2 separate regions of the Homo sapiens genome follow, and region 1 is linked to region 2. Evidence: chromatin contacts called from ENCODE Hi-C or POLR2A ChIA-PET data. All regions are on one chromosome and are shown on one strand. Each heading gives the region's core, a stretch centred on a gene start or an enhancer-like site at or near the end of the contact. The rest is flanking DNA. Distances are from core to core; before and after follow the strand shown. Region 1 holds the start of SPG11 (SPG11 vesicle trafficking associated, spatacsin). Region 2 overlaps GOLM2 (golgi membrane protein 2).

The links. Hi-C counts contacts between places; a loop is a spot of excess contacts on that map. ChIA-PET counts read pairs that join two places held with the same protein, here RNA polymerase II (POLR2A). Pooled maps may share reads with other maps.
Region 1: a loop to region 2 is called in a pooled map, with 3 times the contacts of the local background. The contact joins the promoter of SPG11 here to the enhancer-like site in region 2. A Hi-C loop is called at or near these places in 1 of 168 maps with a recorded cell type or tissue (CD14-positive monocyte), 2 of 37 single-sample maps with no recorded cell type and 4 of 50 pooled maps. POLR2A ChIA-PET finds 5 or more read pairs at or near these places in 1 of 52 experiments (Panc1).

The regions. Positions count from the first base shown.
Region 1 is chr15:44,661,915-44,667,608 of GRCh38, forward strand. It overlaps SPG11 (SPG11 vesicle trafficking associated, spatacsin), which reads right to left and starts at 1,748. Exons shown (of 40, transcript NM_025137.4): 1 at 1,477-1,748. The coding sequence starts at 1,733. PATL2 (PAT1 homolog 2) reads right to left here. Exons shown (of 18, transcript NM_001387263.1): 16 at 5,192-5,289; 17 at 4,478-4,627; 18 at 3,818-4,057. The coding sequence ends at 4,039. RefSeq lists enhancers at 843-982, 1,092-2,048, 1,523-2,002, 2,043-2,212, 5,075-5,174.
Region 2 is chr15:44,304,846-44,310,340 of GRCh38, forward strand. All of the region lies in intron 1 of GOLM2 (golgi membrane protein 2), which reads left to right. Among named protein-coding and RNA genes, the nearest start is that of GOLM2, 19 kb to the left of the region's middle. Within about 2 kb of position 3,691, at least 3 of the 41 ENCODE cell types and tissues checked have a DNase peak (open chromatin) inside an H3K27ac peak, as active enhancers do.

The sequences.
Region 1 (5,694 bases), core at 498-2,997, 360 kb after region 2:
AATTCAACTAAAAAAGTTAAAAAGTCCTTTCTTGGTCCTCCTCCCCTCTAATTTCATGAACTAGCATATGAACGCCCCCTTTATTTCATCTCGGTCTTACCTTCCCTGCTGGGTTCTCAAACACCTAAAGATTTCGGCTTTTCTTTGCCCCATTCCTCTCTTTACAGAGCCACATTCATAGGTACTTGATACTGCTAAATAAACTAATTTCCCCTAAACTAGTTTATAAATAACTTAGTTTATAATAAGTTTATAAACTAAACGCAGAGATTCCTCTTTCGAGCAACTAGACATCAAGGGTAGAGAAGACAAACCCAGAAGAGTTAAGCATTCACTGATGTATCAAATGAATCTCTAAATGTCAGGAGCTGTTAGAGGAGCTGGAGATTCCAAGATTAATAAGACACCTTTTGGCTACTCATCTTAAAGAAAGAGTTGTGAAAATACTTACTATTAATAATTATTAAAAGAACAGGTCAGGCTCAGTGGCTCACACCTGTAATCCCAACACTTTGGCAGGGAGAGGCGGGATCACTTGAGCCCAGGAGCTTGAGACTAGCCTAGGCAACACAGTGAGACCTCATCTCTACAAAAACTAGAAAAATTAGCCAGGCCTGGTGGTGCACGCCTGTAGTCGTAGCTGCTGGGGAGGCTGAGCCCGGGAGGTCAAGGCTGGCTGCCGTGAACCGTGACTGAGCCACTACACTCCAGCCTGGGCGACAGCGACCTTATCTTTAAAAAAAAAAAAAAAAAAAAAAAAGCAGCAGCCCACTCAAAACACTAAGAGGGCGTTCCCAAACTTTATGATGTAAACTCTTAAGTACTGAACCAAGAGTTACGGAAGTACAAAGTAATGCATTATTGTAATCATGTTTGTCTTCCCCAAACATGCGCGCCTCGCAAGAAAGAAGTGTCTTACTCAACTTTTTAGGCACTGCTCCTATGTAACAGCAAGCACACAATATTTGCTGAATAAATGAAGGGACAAACTGGACTCTGTCCTTGAAGAAGAGGACTACATGTGAAAGAAAACGCTATTCACTTCAAGGACATGAAAAAAGTATCAGGATGATTCAAATTAGAGATGATCCTCAGCTGGCATCTTTAACTGAAAGAAATGGGCATGGGACTCGACCCTGTGACAGTTAATCAACCTGTGTTGAATAATGAAAGAATCAGCGCCTCAGCTGAGACCCGTTCCGGGTTCGCCGCAGGTGGCAATGGAGCTGGGTGCCGTCTCCGCCCACCCGGAACAGGAGAGCTGGGCTGCCAGAATGCAACGAGGCGAGCGTTTCAGGTCGGGGGAAAGGTTCTGTGAGGAAACCACGCTCGCCTCTGGGGCGTTTCCTGCAGCTGGCACCCTTCTCCCGCCACCTCTATGGCTGCAGGGAGGCCTCGGCGTGAGCCCTTGGGGCTCAGTCAGCCGAGCCTAGGCTCTGGACTCCCCCAACGGCCCAACTCTCCCTCAGCACTTACTGCCAGAAGGGGCCCTCCAGGCAGCAGCGACCCCCGCCCCGGCTGCCAGGCGTCAAAGAAAGCACTTGGAGGCTGCCCGCAGCCGTCAGGCTCCCCAGAGCCTCCGGCTGTGTGCGCAGCTGCGCCCGGGAGCCGAGCTGCCCCATCGCCTCGGCGGGGACTGGCACCAACAGCATCGGTAGAACCCGCCCCATGGCCGCGGTGCCCCAGCTACCGCCGGCGGAAGCAGCACTCGCGACCCCTTCCTCTGCAGCCATCTTGGCCCGGCGGTTACTTCCGGTCACTTTCGCCGGAACCTGACTGCGTCGTGGGCATGCGCGGTGTACGTAGCGGCTCCCGCTCGGCCTCGTGACTCCCGCGGAGACCTCTCGGCTGTCTCCGGTCGATTCCATTCGTTTCCTGTGGGGGGCAGTACCAGCCTCTCTAGCAAAGCCACATCTGCCCTGACGCCAGTCCCACTCTGCTTAACTGCTCTGGCATGCTTGAAGGCCTAGCTTAGCGTAGCAGGCCGTTGCAGCCGTTCTCGCTCTGTGGCATTGCTCTTTGCCTTCTTGGTCCAGCTGCCTCCAGCTCCCTTGGAACCCAGTTCCTGCCTCTTTTCTTCGCTTTTCTTATTGTGCTGTTCGCTTACAGGCTCTGGGGTGGTGCCATTTCCTTGGTAGCATGGACCGTCTTACAGTGTGGATCCATAGTAAGGGTGTTGACCCGAAATTTGAAGTCAAATAATATCCATTGTAACAGTCAGAGAGACGGGGTAAGTAAGGGGTGGAGATGGTAGAGAGCTCCTGTCTGTTTTCTCAGGGAAGTATGATCCAAGATCAAGAGAAGGAGAGGAGCAAAGAGTTTGAGGTGAGAAGAGGGGTTGAATAGGTATTTTGGTAAAGTCTCCTAAAAGACAACTGTACCTTCTTAACACATCTTCCACATTCAGAACATTTCAGCATAAATGTAACCTCTATTGACAGGCCTCCCCAAGCCATTCAACCTAAGGTCCCTTCTACTGCAGTCTCTCACCTAGTTTTGTTTTTAATCATAGTATTTATCACTACTTGATATTTTCTGCCAGTTCCTGTCCAATAAGAATGTAAACTTCAAAAGAGCAAGGACTTTGTTGCTCACCACTGTCCTGGCTAGTACCTAAAACAGTGCATGTTTCATGAAAGGTACTCCCGCATTTGTTGATCAATGCATGACCTTATTTGTCAAAATAAAAGCAAACTTTTTTTTTCTTTTGAGATGGAGTCTCGCTTTGTCACTCAGGCTGGAGTGCAGTGGCGGGATCTCGGCTCACTGCAACCTCCGCCTCCTGGGCTCAAGCAATTCTGCCTCAGCCTTCCCAGTAGCTGGGATTACAGGCGCACGCCACACCCAGCTAAATTTTTGTATTTTAGTAGAGACGGGGTTTCACCATGTTGGCCAGGCTGGTTTCGAATTCCTGACCTCCGGTGATTTACCTGTCCCAGCCTGGAAGTGCTAAGATTACAGACGTGAGCCACCGTGCCCAGCTGAAACCAAACGTTTTCTATCACAAGGGAGATATATTCAACCTTCTAAGCTTAGCTGGGGCTGTGTTCTTTCTGTAAAAAATGGCAACGTTAAAGCAATTTCTAAGGTTACACTTGTGTTAGCTACAACAAAGCCTTGTCCCTTATAATCAGGACAGTCTTCTCATGCCTGTAAATCCCAGCACTTTGGGAGGCCAAGTTGGGAGGATCACTGGAGCCCACCCTTGCCAACATAGGGAGACCCTTGTCTCTACAAAAAAAATCAAAAAAAATTTTTTTTGAGAGTTTTGCTCTTGTTGTCCAGGCTGGAGTGCAATGGCACAGTCTTGGCTCACTGCAACCTCTAACCTCTGCCTCCTGGGTTCAAGCGATTCCCCTGCCTCAGCCTCCGAGTAGCTGGGATTACAGGCGTGTGCCACCATGCCTGGCTGATTTTGTATTTTTAGTAGAGACGCGGTTTCTTCACGTTGGTCAGGCTGTTCTCAAACTCCCGACCCTCAGGTGATCTGCCCACCTCGGCCTCCCAGAGTGCTGGGATTACAGGCATGAGCCACTGCACCTGGCCAAAAAAAATTTTTTTTTAATATTAGCTGGGTGTGGTGTCACATGCCTATAATCCAAGCTACTCAGAAGACTGAGGTGGGAGGATCACTTGAGCCTGGAGGTCAATGCTGCAGTAAGCCATGATGGTGGCACTGCACTCCCACATGGGTGACAGAGTAAGACCCTGTCTCAAAAAAAAAAAAAAAAAAAAAAAGAAAAAGGACATTCCTGGAGCACTCACACATAGGATAGCCTTCATTACAGGTTTTAACTTACAAGCAAGTTCCAACACATCATTCTATTATCTCTTTAATTATACCTTATTATGCCATGTCTTATTTTTAGGCACATCATTTAGATTTTTGAAGAAAGGATATGAAAATGGGGAAGGGTTCTCCAATATATAAAGGCATAAGAAATGTCTTCAGACTCTCTGGATCCCTGTAAACATAGTCTATGTAGCTAGTGTCTGATGATTCAACTTCCCACATACACGTATTCCAGAACAAACAGATCAGTAAATCCAGGCAAACCTATAAAGAGAACAGATATTAACTGCAAGCACAATTCTACTTTGCAAGTATTTATATGATTTAATTAGTATCTGACTCTTTCTAGCAGTAATTCTGAGGACAGAGATGACCATGTTATTCATGCTTATATCCTAGAATAGTTGTCCCTCAAGTATTTCTTGAATGAATAATTCAGGTTCTTAAATTAATTCTTGCCCTCAAATAGGTTAGCACTATAAATGACCAAAGCACCTGGAATAAAAGGTTGGCTGAAGACTTAGTCAAGAATGGTTACTCAGTAAATGTCAGTGTGTAGAACCACTTCTAAAAACACATGATCCTTCATGCTCATAATTTAGAAGAAGGAAGTAGTGAAGCAAGTAACAGAACATAGATTGGGCTTGAACAAGGGGCTTTGACCTTGTTTCTGCCATTACTTACTCCATCCTGGCCTCCAGCTGCTGAACCAATTGTTTGTCCACGTGGTGACAGAACAGGGGAAGTAGGTTGCTGGGGAAAGCTAGGGGTTCTGCCAGAGAGGCTGTAGGCATTTGGGCTATCTCCCAGGCAATCAGAACCACCATGTCTGTCCTAGAGAGCATAAATATAAATATAAGCAAATAGATTTGCTTAAGAAACAGACTCAGGGCCAAGGTTTCTTATTATCTTTCCGTTACTACTACCATTGTCCCCCACCCCCAGGTAGCAATTCAGAGGTAACATTTGCATGTTTGGTACGTGCCAAGCAATGCTTAGTGCTTTACACATTTCCCTTCCTATTTAATCTTAAGAACTATGAGGGGTTAATACCATCATCCCTAGTTTGTAGATAAAGAAACAAACTAAGAGAAGTGAGAAGTGAAAGAACTTGCCCTAAAGTTATATTGCTAGTAAGTGATACAGCCAGAATTCAAACGTAGGTCTTTTTAAAATCTAAAGCTTGTCCCCTTAGGTACTATGTTATACTGCCTCCTAGAAGAAACCGAAACTCTAGGGCACTATAGAAAAAAAGCAGAACAGCTACAACACTGCTACTACTTTCTCTATCCAACCTCTTCCTCAGTACTTGAAAATGCCTCAGGAAATACTTCACCTGGCTCAGTCTGCACATCCCGAGGGTACTAGATAGTATTTACAAGGCCTTTATGATCTTACCAAGCTGTATGGTCACTGTTGGGTTCCTCTAGGGAAGAATGCAGCGATACCAGTTGCTCCCCATGGCTCAGCAGGGCATAGAGCAAAGATATTCCAAACTGCAAGGGACATATATATATTCCAGAGCAAAATGAGTTCACACTCGGCATTTGGTGCTTTCCTGACTCTTATCTTCCCAACTAAAGGACAGGTTCACATTTAGAGATAGAGCTCAAAATATCCACAAGTGCTGTCAGGTTTTACACTGGTGAGCCAAAGAACTCTCTAACCCTTTCCATAGGAATCACTGCTCTGAACTTTTCCAAAAGACACTCTTGGAGAGCTGATTAAATGCATACTTCTAGGCTTAACTCCTAGGAGTAGGAGATCGGGAATGCATCCAGGAATCTGAGGCAGGTAGTCTGTGGACCCCACTTTAAGAGGCACTTCTTTAAGCAAAGACCTTCAGTATGGCATACATGAGATAACCCACTGGGATATTAGAAGAGAGCATCAAAATTTTC
Region 2 (5,495 bases), core at 2,441-4,940:
TGCCTAGCCTAATTCTAGGTCTCTTGCTATTTGTACCACATCTGCAGTTACTTCCTCCACTGAAGTCTTGAATCCCCTCAAAATCATTCATGAGAGTTGGAATCAACTTATTCCAAACTCATGTTCCTGTTAATATTTTAGCCTTCTTCTATGAATCACAAATGTTCTTTTTTTTGAGGCACAGTCTCTGTTGCCCAGGCTGGAGTACAGTGGCACAATTCATGGCTCACTGCAGCCTTGACCTCCCTGGACTCAGGTGATCCTCCTATCTCAGCCTTCCGAGTAGCTGGGACTACAGGCACATGCCACCATACCTGGCTAATTTTGTATTTTTTGTAGAGGTGGAGTTTTGCCATGTTATCCAGGCTGGTCTCAAAATCCTAGGCCCAAGCAATTTGCCTGCCTTGGCCTCCCAAAGTGATGGAATTAATGGCCACTGTGCCCAGCCACAAATTATTATAATTTTTTTTTTGAGACAGAGTCTTGATCTGTCACTTAGGCTGGAGTGCAGTGGTGCGATCTCGGCTCACTACAACCTCTACCCCCTGAGCTCAAGTGATCCTCCCACTTCAGCCTCCGAGTAGCTGGGACCACAGGTATGGGCCTCTACACCTGGCTAATTTTTCTATTTTTAGTAGAGACAGGGTCTCCCCATGTTGCCCAGGCCCGTCTTGAACTCCTGAGCCCAAGTGTCCACCCGCCTCTGTCTCTCAAAGTGCTGAGATTATAGACGTGAGCCACTGCACCCAGCCTCTACAAATGTTCTTAATGGCATCTAGATTGGTGAATTCTTTCTAGAAGACTTTCAATTTATTTTGCCCAGATCCATCAGAGGAATTACATCATGGTAGGTATAGCCTTATGAAAGGTATTTGTTAAATAATAAGATTTGAAAGTAGAAATTACTCCTTGCTCCATGGGTTGCTGTTAGCAGACATGAAAAGATTAATGTCCTTGTAAATCTTCATCAGAGATCTTGGGTGACCAGGGACATTGTCAGTGAGCACTAGTATTTTGAAAGGAATCTTTTTTTTAAGTAGTATATCTCAACAGTGAACTGAAAATATTCAGTAAACCATGCTGTAAACAGATGTGCTATCATACAGGCTTTGTTGTTCCATTTATAGAGCGCAGATAAAACAGATTTAGCACAATTCTTAAAAGCTAGGATTTTAGGAATGGTAAGTGAGCGTTGGCTTCCACTTAAAGTCACCAGCTGTCCCTAACAGGAGAATCAGCCTGTCCTTTGAAGCTTTGAAACCAGATATTGACTTCTCTGCAGCTATGAAAGTTCTAGATGGCATCTTCTTCCAATAGAAGGCTGTTTCATTTACATGGAAAATGTGTTGTTTAGTGTAGCCACCTTCAGTGATCTTAGCTAGATTTTCTGGATAACTTGCTGCAGCTTTTTCATCAGCACTTGCCACTTCCCCTTGCACCTTTATGTTATGGAGATTGCTTTTTTTTTTTAAACTTCATGAACCAACCTCTGCTGGCTTCCGACTTTTCTTGTACAGCTTCTTTACCCTTCACCCTTCATAGAATTGAAGAGAGTTAAGTCCTTGCTCTGGATTAGGCTTTGGTTTAAGGGAATATTGTGGTTAGTTTGACCTATCTGGACCATGGAAACTTTCTCCATATCAGCAACAGTAAGGCTGTTTTGCCTTCTCGTTATTCATGTGTTCACTAAAGTAACACTTTGAATTTCCTTAAAGAATTTTTCCTTTGCATTCACAATTTGGCTGTTTGGCACAAGAGGCCTAGCTTTTGGCCTGTCTATGTTCTTGACGTGCCCTTTTCACTAAGCTTAATTATGTTTAGCTTTTGATTTAAAGTGAGAGACATACAACTCTTTTACTTGAACACTTAGAGGTCATTGTAGTATCGTTTTGTCTCAGGAAATAGGGAAGCCTGAGGAGAGGAAGAGAGATGGGGGAATGGTTATTCCATGGTAACTCCCGTTATCGTCTCCCCAACCCTTGGCAACCTCTATTCTACTTTCTGTTTCTATAAAGTTGTTTATTCTATTTACACACACAACATTTATTGATTAAACTCACTGTCCTCTATGAGTGCAGTTTGTGGTGCCCCCAATTATAATAATATTGAAGGTCACAGATCACAGATCACCATGACAGATGTAATAAAGAAAATTTTGAAATATTTTGAGAATTATCAAAATGTGACATAGGGACATGAAGTGAGCACATGTTATTGGAAAAATTGTGCCAATACATTTGCTCGATGCAGGGTTATAAGAAACGCATAAAGCAAGGTACAATAAGACAAGGTATGCCTGTATCCAAGTTATACTGCTTATCATCAGGGACTTGTCTCATAAGCTGGAAACTAACATGATACTAATTCTTTTTTTTTTTTTTTTTTGAGACAGAGTCTGGCTCTGTGGCCCAGGCTGAAGTGCAGTGGTACGATCTCCGCTCACTGTAAGCTCTGCCTCCCAGGTTCACGCCATTCTCCTGCCTCAGCCTCCCGAATAGCTGGGACTACAGGAGCCTACCACCACGCCTGGCTAATTTTCTGTATTTTTAGTAGAGATGGGGTTTCACAGTGTTAGCCAGGATGGTCTCTATCTCCTGACCTCGTGATCCGCCCACCTTGGCCTCCCAAAGTACTGGGATTACAGGCGTGAGCCACCGTGTTCAGCCCACATGATACTAATTCTCAATGGGCAGAATGAAATAAAACCATTTATTGATATAGTGCTTTATGATTGTTCAAAGTTTATTATATGCATAAGTCATTTATTTGGGAAAGTTGAATACCATGTGGTATGTGATAGGGATAGAAAGATAGTAAGATTCCCGTTCTTTGAAGAAGTGAGGGAGGCACACATAGAAAAATAATCCATAATGCATGATTAAATGCTATAGTAAAGCTGCTTACAAAGGGGTTTGAGAATACAGAGGAATAACTGATTAACTTCCTCAGGAAGTCAAGAGCGAAATAATTCACTGAAAAGGTGATCTTTAGTAATTTAACAAAATGAGAAAGGGATAAGGACAGGAGGAACATAAATGAGGCCAGGAAAGCTGGAAAGTATGTTGTACCTTCACAGAAGGTCAAGCAGTAGAATAGGAGAGTGTAATATAAGGTACATGGTATTGAGAAGTAGGGGAAATTATGTCTGAGTTAAAGCTATTTGGGGCCAGAATAATGATGATTATTGTTATTACTATTTTATTGTGGTAAAACATCTATAACAAAATTTACTATTTTTACCATTTTAAGTGTATAATTTAGTGGCATTAAGTACATTCACAATGTTGTGTAACCATGATTACTACCATCTATTTCTAGAACTTTTTCACGATCCCAAACCAAACAAAACCTCTACCCATTAAGCAGTAATTCCCATTGCCCTTCCCTCCAGCCTGTGGTAACCTCTATTCTAGTTTCTGTGTCTATGAATTTGTCTATTCTAGATACCTCATATAGGAGGATTATACAATATTTGTCCTTTTTTATCTGGCTTATTTCACCTAGCATAATGTTTTCAAGATTCATTTATGTTGTAGCATGTATCAGAACTTCATTCCTCTTTATGGCTGATAATATTTTATTATGTGTATATACCATGTTTTGCTTTTCATTCATCTGTTGATGAACACTTGAGTTCTTCCCCTCTTTCAGTTATTGTGAGTAATGCCTCTATAAACGGTGGTGTACAAGTATCTGTTTGAGTCCCTGGTTTCACTTCTTTTATGTCTAGCAGTGGAAATGCTGGGCCATATTCTATATTTAACTTTTTTTTTTAGAGACAAGGTCTCTTTCTGTCACCTAGGCTGGGTACAGTGGCATGACTGTGGCTCACTGCAGCTTTGACCCACCTCAAGCGATTCTCCCACCTCAGACTCCTGAATAGCCGGGACTGCAGGTGTGTGCACCAAAAGCACAGGCAACAAAACTAAAAATTGACAAATGGGATTACATCAAATTGAAAAGCTCCTGTACAGCAAAAGAAAACTATCAACAGAGTCAAAAGGTACCTACAGAGTAGGAGAAGATATTTGGAAATCATATATCTGATAAGGGTTAATATCCAAAATATATAAGGAACTTATACAATGTAATAACAATGAACAACCTGTTTTAAAAATGGGCAAAGGACTGGAATAGACATTTCTTGAAAGAAGACATACAAGTGGCCAACAGGTACAGTCATATGGAAAAATGTTCAACATTATTAATCATCAGGGAAATGCAAATCAAAACTACAGTGAGATACTATCTCACACCTGCTAGAATGATTATTGTCAGAAAGGTGAAAGATAACAAATGTTGGTGAGGATGTGGAGAAAGGGGAACCCTTGAACATTGTTGGTGGGAATGTAAATAGCCATATGGAAAACAGTATGTAGTTTCCTCAGAAGTTAAAAATAGAACTATATTATGATCTGGCAATCCCACTTCTGAGCATATATTTAAAGGAAGGCTACCAGGGACTAGGGGAAGGGGCAAATGGGATGTTGGTCAAGGGGTACATAGTTTCAGTTATGCAAGATGAGTAAGTTCTGGAGATCAATGTATATAAGCATATCAAATCATCAAATTGTGTACCTTAAATATATACAATCTTTAATTGTCAAATATCCCTTAATAAAAAAGTAATTGAGAAAAAAGTAAATAAAATAAAAAAATTCTATGAGATTCCCAATTTATTGTTTTAGCTAAAAAGGCTAAAAGCTAAAGACTTTTTTTTCTTTTGTGTTGTTTTTAAGCCAGTCAAATTTAGCAGTGGGACTTTGTAGAAATAGTAAAGAAGACATTCTACTCCTTTACATAGTAATAGCTAATGTTTATTAAGCCCTTACCATGTGCCAGCCAGTGTTGTTAACACTTTATCTCTGGCATAAACTTTTTGACAATGCTATGAGTCAGATAATATTTTCTCATTTTATAGATAAAAGAACTGAAACAGAGAAGGTAAACAGTATGTCCAAGGAAATAGAGCTAACAAGTAGTGAATTCAGAATTCAGACTCAGGCAATCTAATTTTAGAGGCCCCACCCCCTCACCAGCTTTTGGTTTTTTTTTTGATACGGAGTTTCACTCTGTTGCCCAGGCTGGAGTGCAGTGGCATGATCTTGGCTCACTGCAACCTCCGCCTCCTGGGTTCAAGTGATTCTCATGCCTCAGCCTCCTGAGTAGCTGGAACTACAGGCAAATGCCACCATGCCTGGCTAATTTTTGTATTTTTTGTAGAGACTGGGTTTTGCAATGTTGGCCAAGCTGGTCTGAAACTCCTGACCTCAAGCGATCTGCTTGCCGTGGCCTCCCAAAGTACTGGGATTACGGGCGTGAGCTGCTGCACCCAGCCAGAGCCCCTTCTTTTAAGCACTATGCTATTGGGTTTCTGCATAGTCACAGTCTTAATTTACTTTGTGCAGCATTAATTACATGATGCAAGTTTAAGAATTATCCAGAGAAGAGCAATTAAAATCACCAAGGGATGAAAGGGTACTCACAAGAGAACC